2 separate regions of the Mus musculus genome follow, and region 1 is linked to region 2. Evidence: chromatin contacts called from ENCODE Hi-C or POLR2A ChIA-PET data. All regions are on one chromosome and are shown on one strand. The core of a region is the stretch at or near the end of the contact, and the rest is flanking DNA. Distances in the headings are between cores, read along the strand shown. Region 1 overlaps Gm32679 (a long non-coding RNA gene). Region 2 holds the start of 4632428C04Rik (RIKEN cDNA 4632428C04 gene).

Evidence for each region. A loop is a pair of places that touch in the nucleus more often than their neighbours do. ChIA-PET counts read pairs that join two places held with the same protein, here RNA polymerase II (POLR2A).
Region 1: a map of left cerebral cortex shows a loop between it and region 2 (4-fold over the local background). The contact joins the enhancer-like site here to the promoter of 4632428C04Rik in region 2. A Hi-C loop is called at or near these places in 3 of 37 maps with a recorded cell type or tissue (all left cerebral cortex). POLR2A ChIA-PET finds 5 or more read pairs at or near these places in 1 of 5 experiments (Patski).

The regions. Positions count from the first base shown.
Region 1 is chr16:29,835,281-29,841,665 of GRCm38, forward strand. The region is part of intron 2 of Gm32679 (a long non-coding RNA gene); the gene reads right to left. Among named protein-coding and RNA genes, the nearest start is that of Gm32679, 11 kb to the right of the region's middle. Within about 2 kb of position 4,367, at least 2 of the 3 ENCODE cell types and tissues checked have a DNase peak (open chromatin) inside an H3K27ac peak, as active enhancers do.
Region 2 is chr16:30,005,124-30,011,245 of GRCm38, forward strand. It overlaps 4632428C04Rik (RIKEN cDNA 4632428C04 gene), which reads left to right and starts at 3,544. Exons shown (of 3, transcript NR_033631.1): 1 at 3,544-3,607.

The DNA of each region.
Region 1 (6,385 bases), core at 3,117-5,616, 170 kb before region 2:
AGGTGCTGCCAGACATGCACAGGGGCTTGGTCCCCACTGAGTAGTAGGAGGCAAAGACTCAGAAATGCTGGACTATGTCCAGGACTGCAAACTTTGGAGGAGATAGCCTACAGATATGATGGCAAGGATGGAAACTAGGGTTCTGGAGAAGTAGGCAGAAGAACCCAGTAGGATTGATAGAGCATTCAAAACTGAGGGCCTAGGGAGACCCTGGGTGTTCATTCAGTAAGTTTATGCTGTTCGGGCAGGAGGTCTGGAACTTAGCTGGCTATAGCAAGGCATGTGTGTAATCTCAGGGCCAAGAAGGCAGAGATGGAGGGGCCTCTGGAGCTTGCTGGACAACTGGACTAGTCCAATAGGTGACCCCCAGATTCAGTGAGAGAGCCTGTCTTGAAAAATAAGGTGGGGAGCAACTGAGGAGGACACCCAATGCCAACCTCTAGCCACAGGCATGTGTACCTCTCCCCTCTATTCTTCCCTGACACACACACACACACACACACACACACACACACACACACACACACACACACACAGAGAGAGAGAGAGAGAGAGAGAGAGAGAGAGAGAGAGAGAGAGAGAAGTAAATGTGGGAATGCTCGCATGCCTAGGTAACTGGAATGGTATGTAGAGGCTGGGACTGAAGACACCATGGAGACCAGTGGCAATCTTGGCAGTAGAATGAGAGATTAAAGCCACCATTTATTACAATGTTGGATTTGTTGGCTCCCGGGTTTATCTTTTCTTCTATCCTAGATACTCCTTGTCACCCTGAATTCTTACCTTCTGTTTCCAAACAGTAAGAGTTACAGCAAACAATTGGTCTCTGTCATGATGCAAATGAAGAAGAGCTGTGTGTGTGTGTGTGTGTGTGTACACAAAACCGACAGTGACGAAAACCTCAAAGTAACCTGGGGGTGTGCGTGTGGGACCAACCTAAGTGAATCCCAGCAGACAAGATGGTCTAGTCATGTCTCCATTTTTTGTGGAGTTTCTCTCCCCCCCGCCCCCCCCCCCCAAAGACCAGGAGCCCTGCTATTTCAGGGCTTTTTTGGCCTCTGATATTCTCTTACTCAAGATATGAAGGTGAGCCTGCCATTTGGCCACATTAGGGAAAGCTAAACAACTATAACAAATCACCCCCAAATCTTAGAGGCTCCATACAATGTTTATTTCTTGCTGGGGCAAACACTACACACTTAGCTCTGTCTTCATGCTACCTTGGGAGCCTAAGGTGCTTCCATCTGCCACTGCCTGCAGTGTAATCCTGGACTGGACAAAGAACTTCACTTCCATGAACTCAAATTCTTCACTTACAGGATGGAGCTGGTGTCCCTGCCCACGTAGCACATAGCACTATTGTGGCTGTCAGTGCTTAATAAATAATCATTATAATTATAAAAGCAATTGGCATTTATTAAATTCTTATTAAAGGCATATTGCTGTATATTTGATGGACATTATTTCACTTAGTCCTATGATAACACTGTCACAAAGTTCTACTACTATTGCTCTAGCTAAAAGGTGGGAGGGATATTTACACTCAGATATGAAATACAACTGTAGTGTATCTGCCCCCCCCCCCCCCCCCCAAAATCAGGCTTTGTATCTTACTGATCTTCCTTTTAGCAACACGATTGGCCCAGACGTAATGAACATTCCCCACCTCCACTCTGGTATCCAGCCTCATGTCATCTTAGAGAGCGTGCTCAGGGCTCAGAGCACAATAGATGCTTAGGAAATAATTGTCCAGTCTGTGTGATCTGCCTTCACACTGCAAATTACTATGGGGAAAATAGTCCCGTGTTATTTTCTTTTTCTCTTCAGAGCTATACCAAAATCACAGGTGCAACGCAGAGGGCCACTGAGTCCAGAATGTTGACAGCCTCACAGCCCAGAGTGGAGAAACCTGCTAGCTGCAGTCTGTCAGCTTTCCTGGTGAAAGCCTGGAGCGGGCTGATGCCTGCTCCCTCTTGGCCAGTTCCCAGGCATGTGGGTCGCCTATACAAGTCTTAATCAAGTCATCATATCTAGCCAGTGTCTCCTGGATCCCGTCACTTCTGAATGAGAAAAAAAATTGCGGACAAATTTCTATCAGCAGGAAGTTGGTGCTCTCCTGCGAGGCTGGATGAAAAGCCCCTGTGACGTCAGCAGTCTCCTGCCTTCCCACGCCTGCTGCGAGCTTTGAAGCTGCGGGCTTCTCTGTTTATGCCCCTAGCAGACCACCTGCCCCTCTGAGTCCCGTTCAGGCCCCACAACTGCTTGGGCTGCTCGGGATGAGCCCAAAGCGTCCTAATTATGGACATTGCTGGCTTGTTCTGGTCAAGTAAGAAGGGTCTGCCCCACATCAAGAAACTCACCGGCACCAGCGAACCCTGGCCTCGCCATTGTCCCCGCAGTAAGGAGCATTTGATTGAGGGCCAGGACAGTTTGCTGGAACTTATAAAAGCCCTGTTTGAAGGAAGGGGCTGCCTGGCCTCCCTCTACACGACCGATACTTTCCAATTTGTAATAAAGACTGTGAGAGATAAACCAAAAACACTGCTCGCGCTTCATCAGATTTTTTTTTTTTTTTTTTTTTTTTTGCGTCCTTCCCAACAGAGTTTTGCTGGAGAAAAAGAGCTGAGGGGATAAAGATATTGCTAGAGCTTAATGCCATAAATCTGATTAATCTACCTTGTGACAGTCGTCACAAAAAAGTTAAGGGTCAGAGTCTTGCCTGAGACCTGACCTTTCACCTGCAGCCAAGGCGGTCACAATGGGGGCCTACAGGCCTTTCACCGCTACCTGCTGCTTTGGACAATGCAATTGGACACAGTGTTCAACAAGATGGAGAATACCTCAGGGCCCAGTCCCTTCTTCTGTCTGTGGACAGCAAAGCATCCAGGACAGCATATTCACTTTCCAGATGGGAAGAGACAGGAGCCACCTCTGGGATTCAGGGACAGAAAACACAAATAGACGACTCTCCGTGGTGCATTTGCAAACTTACATTTAATGTCTTATAGAATATTTAAAGTTAATCAAGTCTGGGTCCTTTGCTAAGGAAACATGAGGGTCCACGATGCTCTTCATACAGGATGCAGTCAATGCCTAAGATGGTGAATCGTCCTTCCTGCCTGCTCATAGGGGGACTAATGGGCACTTGTAATAATACATTACACAAAGGAAGATATACAAGAAAAGAATCTAGATCTCCTAGTCTGGGGAAAGCGGACCGAGCCTCGCGTGACTCTTTTGCTTCCGTTCCACTTTTTTGTTTTGAGACAAGGTCTCCAACGACTTTGAACTTTTTTTTTTTAAAGATTTATTTATTTATTTATTTATTTTATGTATATGAGTACACTGTAGCTGTACAGATGTTTGTGAACTCAGGACCTCTACTCGCTTTGACCCAGCTGGCTCCAGCCCTGCTCATTCCAGCCCAAAGATTTATTTATCATTATTTGTAAGTACACTGTAGCTGTCTTGAGACACACCAGAAGAGGGCGTCAGATCTCATTATGGATGGCTGTGAGCCACCATGTGGTTGCTGGGATTTGAACTCAGGACCTTCGGAAGAGCAGTCAGTGCTCTTACCTGCTGAGCCATCTCACCAGCCTGACCTTGAATTCCTGATCTTTCTGCCCCTACTTCCTAAGTCCTGGCTGTCCAGGCAAGAGTCACTACATATGGCTTTCATCTTTTGTTCGTTTTTGTTTGTTTGTTTGTTTGAGACAGAGTTTCTCTGTATAACCAGCTCTGGCTGTCCTGGACTCACTTTGTAAACCAGGCTGGACTCGAACTCACAGAGATCCTCCTCTCTCTGCCAACCAAGTGCTAGTATCAAAGACGCGCCCCACCACGCCCAGCTGGCCTGAATCTCTTAAATTTCATCAGTGCACCCGAGGAATGGTGAAGAGATCCATGCCCCCTCTATTGACGTTCGCATTCACGTTTTCTTTAAAAAAAAAAAAAAAAAAAAAAAAATTCCTCAGACTGAGCAGTCTGAGCAAGTAAGGCTCTACTAGCTTATCTAAGCGCCCCGCCCCCACTTGCCAGTTGCGGTAGTGCGGTCTGCGAACAGCTAAGACACTTCCCAAGGTTTCTGTGTCCCCGCATGTTGCCACCCTGTGCTGCCAGCAACGCTTGCAGCTTTCTGGTTTTGTATTTCATCTCAGCCTTAGCAGGATGTGTGAGCAGAGAGAGCATCTGGCAGAATGGCACCGCGAAATGGGAACCAGACGCTCGGTCGAGCGCCACCGAGAGCTGTTTATCCGTGGAATTAACCTTTTGTTCTGCGTTTGCTCTGTGGTAGGCTTGCACTGTGCTTTTAAATTCGCACCCTGCCCCGTGTCTCCAAGAGGCAGCCTGGTTCTGCTGAGTCAGCGCTTCTCGGGCCTGGCAGAGGCGACTCGGAGCAACTGGTAGCAAGAAAAGCTTGCAGCAGCCCCCTCTGGCAGTCACCTTTGGCTCCCTGTAGATTTACGACGGCAGCAGATGGGCCCAGGTGGACTCAAGTGAGAGTCTCAGACAGGCCCAGTTCCTCTGACTACTGTAATTGTGTCTAGACCAGAGGGAAGGCGCGCACACCTCCTGAATGCACTTTGAAACAACTCAAAAGTGTGAAAGGAATTTACTACCACAGGAAGGTCTGGTCCAGGCAAGACACCAGAATGGGTCCAGAGGAAAGGAGGGAAAGCAGGAAGGAAGGAAGGGAGGGAGGGAGGGAGGGAGGAAGGAAGGAGAGGGGGAAGGAGAGAAGGAGTGAGAGGGAAGGAAGGAGAGAGGGAGACAAGAGCTAAATTAGCCCAGATACCATCTTCCCTACCAGTCTGACTCGCAGGTAGTAATGCTTACTGATAGTCAGGCAGATTACTTCTCATGATTCAGCTCTGCGAGGGACAGCCTACCTTCGTGTGTCCGTCTGGAGGATCAGATGGTGCTGGGCATAATACCAGGGGAGGTGGCAGCAGTAATCCATGATCTTGATAGGTTTACATGGAAGCTCCCTCCAGATAGGAAACAGATCAAAGGGCCCCGGCTCTGGTTAAAGAACTAGGTGGCCAGGGGCCCAACGTCCTGCTACCTTGCTTCCCCCTTTCTCCATCAGTGGGCCCACCTAAGGGGAGACCCCTGAGAAGAGTTAGTTCTAGCAGCAGTACAAGACACCCTAGGTGAACTGTATTTCTGGGTTTTCCACCAAAGGGGATCATAGGTTGCTGGGGTCAGAGGAGAAGAAGAGGGAAGCAAGCTTGGGGCTGGGGGTCTCCCTGTGGCAGATACACATTTCCAGGCTATAGCGTGCTGCATGTGACCAAAACTTCCTTGAACTGCACCCGTGGCCCCACATCCAGATAACCAGGCTTCATCTGGGTGCCATGTGTCTGGTGTCTCAGAGATTTCATTTTAACATTGAAAATATAAACATCACAGTAAGGGGAAGGCTTCATCTAGTCACCTTATGCTTATGAAAAAGGTTTTCTTGTGACTTACAGACAAGAAAACTAGATAATAAGCTGTGTGTTCTCCAAGAGGCTTAGAGCTTGGTGCTGGTGTTCAATAGGACAAACTTGACATTTGGGAAACTACATTTTAGTGACGAAATTGGTGAGAGGCTAAGATAGCATTTGAATAGATGAAAAAAAAAATGTGAGCAAAATACTGTTTCGGAAGAGCATCCAGTCTGGCAACTTATTACCAAATGCTGGCATCTGGAGAGATCTGATTTGACAATTTGGTTGAGAAAAAAAAAAAAAAAACAGAGATGGACTTGAAAAACAAGAAGGGATTTTTACGTGGCCCAGGAAAGCTGTCCCCCAAATTCCAAGGATCCAGAGTTGATCATCCATAGAGTTCAGGTAATGTAAAGGGCAGAGGGGGTCCAGAAATATCCTAGAAGGGTGTCTGGGGAAGAAGAGAGGGAAAGCTCTTCAGTGAACTCCACAAGGCAGTCAGCGGTGGAGGGAAGAAGGCCAGAGAGAGCTGCCAGCGGCTGTGATGTGGCCGTATGGCCGAGAGGAAATGGCTCTCCCAACCTGCTATTAAAGCAGCTGTGGTCAGACCCATGGTGACAGCTCAGTGCTGGCATGGAGCACAAGATGCTGGCTGGCCCTGGCCATTAGGATTAGTGGGAAGACAGCTCTCCCAAGCCCTGGCTGGACCTGGATACACTCTGCAAACTCACTCTAGTGCTTAACTGCTCTGTACCCACCTAGTCTCTCCCTGCCTGGATGGCTGATGTTATACCTTCCTTTCTACAGCTAAAATCTTGCTTAAACCTGCCACCCTCCTACAGGTTTGCACAAAGTAAAACATTCAGACCTTAAATGCTCAGTGAAGTTTGACAAATGAATGTGCCCATGTGATCTAGCACCCAGTCAGAAACATTTCTACCACCCTGGGA
Region 2 (6,122 bases), core at 2,294-4,793:
GGTAACTTGTGGAAGGAGGCTGGGGGTGCTGGAAGGCCCACTCCTTGGTCCTTACATCTGGTACTCAGGGCTTTGAATTTTTACCTCTGAGCTGCTGTTGTTTCTTTGCCCTCCCCTGCCCTTTCCCCTACTAAGGCTTCCCTAAAAAAGAACATCCTGTCCGCTGCGATTGTCCTCCAGCTGTTTGCTCTTTTTAAATGCCTCTCACTTGTCTCTGGCATTTGCTCCAACCAAAAAATAGACCTTGGGCCTTTCGGATGGAAAGAAGTATTAAATGGCAAGAAGCTGCCTCAGGCCAGCATAGGGCAAACCCTCAGCCCCCAGATACTGCTGGGGTCTGGAGGGCCTGGGGTTGCTGGGATGGTTGCAGTCTAAAACAGTCTCCTCTCTTGTCCCCATCAGTACCTTCACATATGTGAGACCATGAGTCCCTATTGGGCTTAAGAAGTACAACTCCCATATTGGCTATCTGACCCAGCGTCAACATCGTGGATGGACAGAATACAGATACTGAAGCCAGATCGTTCTTGGGTCAGCCAGCTCTGCCATTTACCGTGTGAACCTTCTCTTCTTTCTGGGACTCGGCAACTTGAACTAGAAACTTATTTCCCTAGAACTTGATTTCACCTTCTCAGAAGAACTACAGCTCCCCTATAGTTTGTGTCTCCCAGCCAAAGACTTGATTCCTGTCCACAGCATCGGATTGCTTCAAGGTCCTGGGGTGGTCAAAGCAGGGTCATTATTATTGAAAATGCTCACTTGAATGTATAATCAGAGTACCATCTTTAACATTCATAGAAGCAGCAACGAAAGTACTCAGACGTATCATGCCTTCCCATGCAGCATTGTCTCTATGCCTCAGGATTCAGGCTGCATCTGCTGGCCAGTTGCACATGGGCTAACCTTGGCCAAGCTACACCAGAGTATGTGTGGGGTAGGTGTCTTGACAGGGTCACTGTTAGAAGCTCCAGGTGACAAGTGTCTCTGTTCTTTCTCTCTGTTACCCGCTGGCCACAGACTAGCTTGTAGACCTAACCTAAGCTTGTTCCCACCCAGCACTTAGGTGCCGCGGGTAGGAGTAGCAAGTTCATCGCCCACCATGGAATCAGACAAGAGCCACATCTGACTCGTCGGTTCCTGCAAACTACTAGGTAAGCCCTGGCTGATCGCTTGACTTTACCCAGCCTCAGTTTTCCCACCTGTGTATTGGAACTAGGTTTCCTGTGCCTTGTGCCCTTGGAAGCATTCCCACAGCTTTGGTGTGGCCACACCATTCCAAAGACTTGTTCTTCCACGCCCTGCCCCTCACTTTCTCCAGCTGTTTTCAGGCATGTCACAATGTCACACTACAAACCCAGCATCCCAATTTCTGCAGAATCTGTAGCATCCCTTTTTTTTTTTTAATTGACTTCCCTCACAGCAGTCTTCCAAGACAAACATGCTTGCCCCTTGATGCTTGCTAGTTCTGGCCTCTATTTATGCCCATATTTCTGGCACCAAGCAGGCCAAACACACATCGGCTTCAGCATCTGCTTCTTGGAACCCACCTAGGTCTACTGCTGTGGACTGAACTCTCTCCTGAAAACACAAGTCAAAATCTAACCCCTAACGTAACAGTATTCGGAAGCAGATCTTTGTAGAAACCGTTTGAGGTCTTAAGAACAGTATCCCCCATCTAACAGGGCTAGTGTCCTTATAAAAAGGCATGATCGAGCCCTCTGCCATGGGAGGACACAGAGAAAGTAGCTGCTGTGGCGACAATTCTGGAATTTCAGATTCTTTAAATAACACAGAAATGTTATGAGAAAGTGTTCTTGTTTTAATCCCAGTGTGGGGCTGTGGGGCTGCTTCAGATTGTCTGCAGCAGCTGACGTGATTTCCTCGTGCCCTAACAGAGGCACAGTTTTGCCAGCTGCAGACAATTTCTGCAGTTGTGTGACCTCTGGAATTCTGGGAACTTTTCAGAGGGTATGTAAATGCTAGAGCCACAATAGGCAGGGTGGGTGGGGTTTTGGATGCAGTTTTCTCATACTCAGAGAAGAAACAAAAGGAAAGAATTAGATTCAAGGATCTCTGTCTCCCCTTTATCCTTTCCTTCTTATCTAGTGATAGGTAGTGAAAAGGGGGTGGAGGAATAAAGGATGGGAAAAAGAAGAATCCACAAAAAGCGAAGACTATCTACAAACTGCCTATAAGCCAAGGAAGAGGGACTTCAGGGGAATTGAGTCACCTGTGCCTTATTCTTTGACTTCAACATCCAGAACTGGGCGTCAGTCAATGTCTGCCGCCAGTCTATGGTATTTTAGCAATTGTATATGGATTAATGACAGGGATCTCTCACTGACCTTATCATTATGGGAACTTCATAGAGTGCACTTATACAAAGTAAGATGGGTAAGGTGTCACTAGATGACATACTCTTTTGAGAACCACTGCCATGATGCATCCTGTCGTTAACTGGAGTTTCATTATTCAAAGCTTATAGCGCACCAAATACCACCGAATGCATTCTTTTCCCCCTTTTTTTCTTTTCTTCTTCCTCCTCCCTCTCTTCTTCATTAGATTCCCCAATAGAAAGCAGAGGCTGGCCTCAAACTTGTGATCTTCTTGCTTCCTACGTGCTGGGATCATAGGCCTGTGGCACCACACCCTACTCAGATTTATGTTCTGCAGGTGAGGGGAGAGATTTGAGATGGCAAGATTAGCCTGACCGAGGTCACATGTCTGGGCAATGAGGTTCTGAACCTGTGATAAATGGTATTGACAAGTGTTCATGTGGGGGTGCACTCAATCTGCAGAGTGGCTGTCACATGCAGAATTCAGTGTTGTTCATGGGGGGGGGGGGGTACATAGAAGGGTAGCCCGTCTTTGAATAAGAAGTTGCAGGAGAGAGAAAGACTAGTTAGGCAGGCCATGACCGGTACAGAGCGGGGACAGAAATCAAGTGCATGGGGACTTCAGGAGAGGCAGCTGTTGAACTGGATTAGGTTAGCCTGGGAAGAACCACAGAAGTGAGACCTCATCGCCCACTGTGAAGAACAGGCAGGGAGAAAAAACAGAAACAGATCATGCTGGAGGAGAGCTGGGTACAGCAGAGACCCCACCCAGGTCCCGAGCCTCCTACGGGGGTGGCATACACACACACACACACACACACACCTCGACCCCTCAGAAAGCAGCAGAGGCTGATGCTAGGTGAAGACCCTGGATCCCTGGACCCCGAGGTTTGCCCCCACCCCCATCTGATTTCGTCCCAACTGCCCTGGAAGGCAGCGACACCACAAGGAGCCTTGGCTGAAGAGACACTTGGCCACGGAGTGGAGAGCCAGGCTCGGAACAAGGTGCACTGCGCTGTCTCCAGTCTTGCATGGCTGCCACCCAGAATGTGACTTTGCCTACATCTCCCTGCATGGCTAGGCATTGGAAACCTTGTCCCTGGCTGACTTCTGGACCCATGTGACTCTCATCCAATGACTAGAGGGGAGGCTGCCCCCGCGTTGAGGTGCAGGGCTCTTGCCTAGCTCTCCGGGGGAAGGGTCAGGCAGAGTGGAACCTCCTGTTCAGGGCTGGCAAGGTCCAGACTGGAGCTGTCACACAACCCCATGAGGTCAGTCCCCTGCATAGCCCTCAGTTCTCTGGCCCTTTCCCGGAAAGAGGTCACCGCCCAGGAGCTCTCAGAACAGGGGCTCTCTGTGTCTAAGGCCGGCCTGGTGGAGCAGGAGGATGCATAAGGCCAGCGGGGGCAAAAGAAGGGCGTGCTGGGCCACTCGCTGCGGGTGGCGCCGCAGCCCCGGGTCGCCGGCAGGGACCGGCGTGTGGGCGGAGAGGCGGCGCGCGCTCGGAAGTGGCCCCGGGCGGCCTCCCAGGCGGGCGGCTCCTGTTTCCCGGCTCCCGGGCGGGCGGGCGCGGGCCAGCTGCTGGGAGGTGAGCGGAGCAGCGTTTTCCCACAGTCTGGGGCGGTGACACATGGCGCTCACACATTCCACAGCCGGCGGCCGCGCCAGGCCTGGCGGTGAGTCAAGGCAGCGCGGGGAGCTGCCGAGAGCAGGTTCCGACTTTGGCACCCGGCGCGCCGCCTTCCCGCCTTGCCCAGCCCGGCGGGGGCGGAGGGGGGAGGGGGACGCCGGTTAACCCTTGGCTACCTAGGCGTACAGCAGCAGAGGCTCCGATGCTTGTCCATTGAGGGGGGACAGAGGGGTGGGGGATACATCACCACGGCGGATACCTACACACCCTGTGTTCCTTGTGCGTTCTTTGCTTTTTTTAGACCGGGGGGGGGGGGGGGGAGGGGGTATCTGTAATCCAAACTAGTCTGAATTCATTGTGGCTTCAAACTCCTGGTGATGCTCCTAGTTACAAAGCAGAAAACCAGAGAAGTTGCTCGTTAGAGACGGTGCCACTTCTGGCTTTTAGATTCAGACACGAACTGCCAGAAAGACTGGAGGGGTGAGGGGAAGGCTTTTATCGTTACTGTCCCTTCATCTAGAGTCTCGCTTCTGAGTCTGACCACTGTGGCCAGGCCCAGCTCCCGTGTGTTTATTGACTGGATCAAAAGTCTAGGTCGCAGTTCCTTCTGGCAGTCGTTGTACAGATAGAAGCAAACAGCTGGAAGCCTGCGCGGACAAATGCACACCCACATAACCACACACTTTAAAAAAGGCGGGGGACTGTGACTGTGGTGGGTGTTGTCCCCATGGGAAGGCTGAGCACTCCAACCTTGGCTTCCCTTGGGCGTGTGTGAACTCTACATGACTTCTGCAGCTGTTGCTGCGTGCATCCCCACCCCGATCTGCATCTACCTATTCTGAGACCACACAAGCCCGCAGCTTTCATCAGACTTGAAGGTCCCACAGACCAAGGTTCAAAGTTCGCGCTTTTTTTTTTTTTTTTTTTTTGAGTCAGGGTCTTACTAATGTAGCCTAGGTTGACCCTGAAACTTACAGGAGCGTGCCACCACACCCAGCACCTGGTTTATCATTAAAGAGACTTAGGTGAAACCATCTGCCAGAAGTTTGGGACCTGTAAATGTCACCTCGGTGTCTAGATGTAGTTCAGGTTATCCCACACACACAGCCTTTGCTCTCACTACCCCATAGCACTCACTTGTGAGCCCCCCCCCCCCCCCCGCCCCCGGACCTGCCCAATCGCCATTTGCATCTTCCACAGCTCAGATTCTGTAGACCCTGGTAGGACTTTTCGAACTCTTCTTGGTTGGGGAAATAAACCACCCCTGCCCTGTGACTCAGTCAGTTAAGTGCTCAGTTATGCTAGTGTGTCAAAGGACCAACCGAGATGTCCCCTCTGGAGATCCACAGTCAACGGGGTATATGCTAGGTCATTCAGCCAGCATGAAGCACGGCTCCAGAGGAGACACAGCAGACGCTGATGGCGCCAGTGGACACTGAGAGAAGCAGAGGAAGAGGAAGGTTACTCTGAAGTCCCATGATCTCCAGTTGGGGCTCTCAATCAAGCAATTAGAAAGTCTCCTAAGGAGTTAATTCTATCCTAGTGTGATAAAGGATGAATGGACCAGGTAGGGGTCCTGCCTCAGGGCTCTTGGTCTCATTGCCACCATGATTGGTCAGTTTTCACCCATCTGCAATGGTATAGAAGTGCTACCACACAGCCTACTCTGCTCCAGTTTGCCTCATTCCACACAGCTTGATGGTTTCAAGATGTGGCCACATTGCTGCACATTGTCTCAGGAGGTCATTCCTTTTCGTCCCTGAGTGGCATTCCATCCTGGGTCTAGTGCAGATCACTTCTCAGTCCTCTTGCCTTTAAGTCTGGGCCTCGAGAAACAGAGCTCATTCACACAGGGAGCTTTTGGAGATATATTTCTATTTCTCCTAAAAAATGCCCAGGAGTAGGGTTGTCGGGTCACATTACAGATGCATGGTGGGTAGAGATGAACGGGGACCAGCTAGCAAATGCCACCTGGGCCATCCCATCCCATCTCTGATTTCAGTGATGTTGTGCTGACATCTTTAAACTGGTTATTGTAGGAGAGTTTACAGCAGGAAGCAGTCGGTTCTAGTAATCAGGTTTGCTTTCCTTATGAACCGTCCACTGTTAAAACCATAACAAATACCACCTACTTGCTGTATTCAACCCTTTCTTTC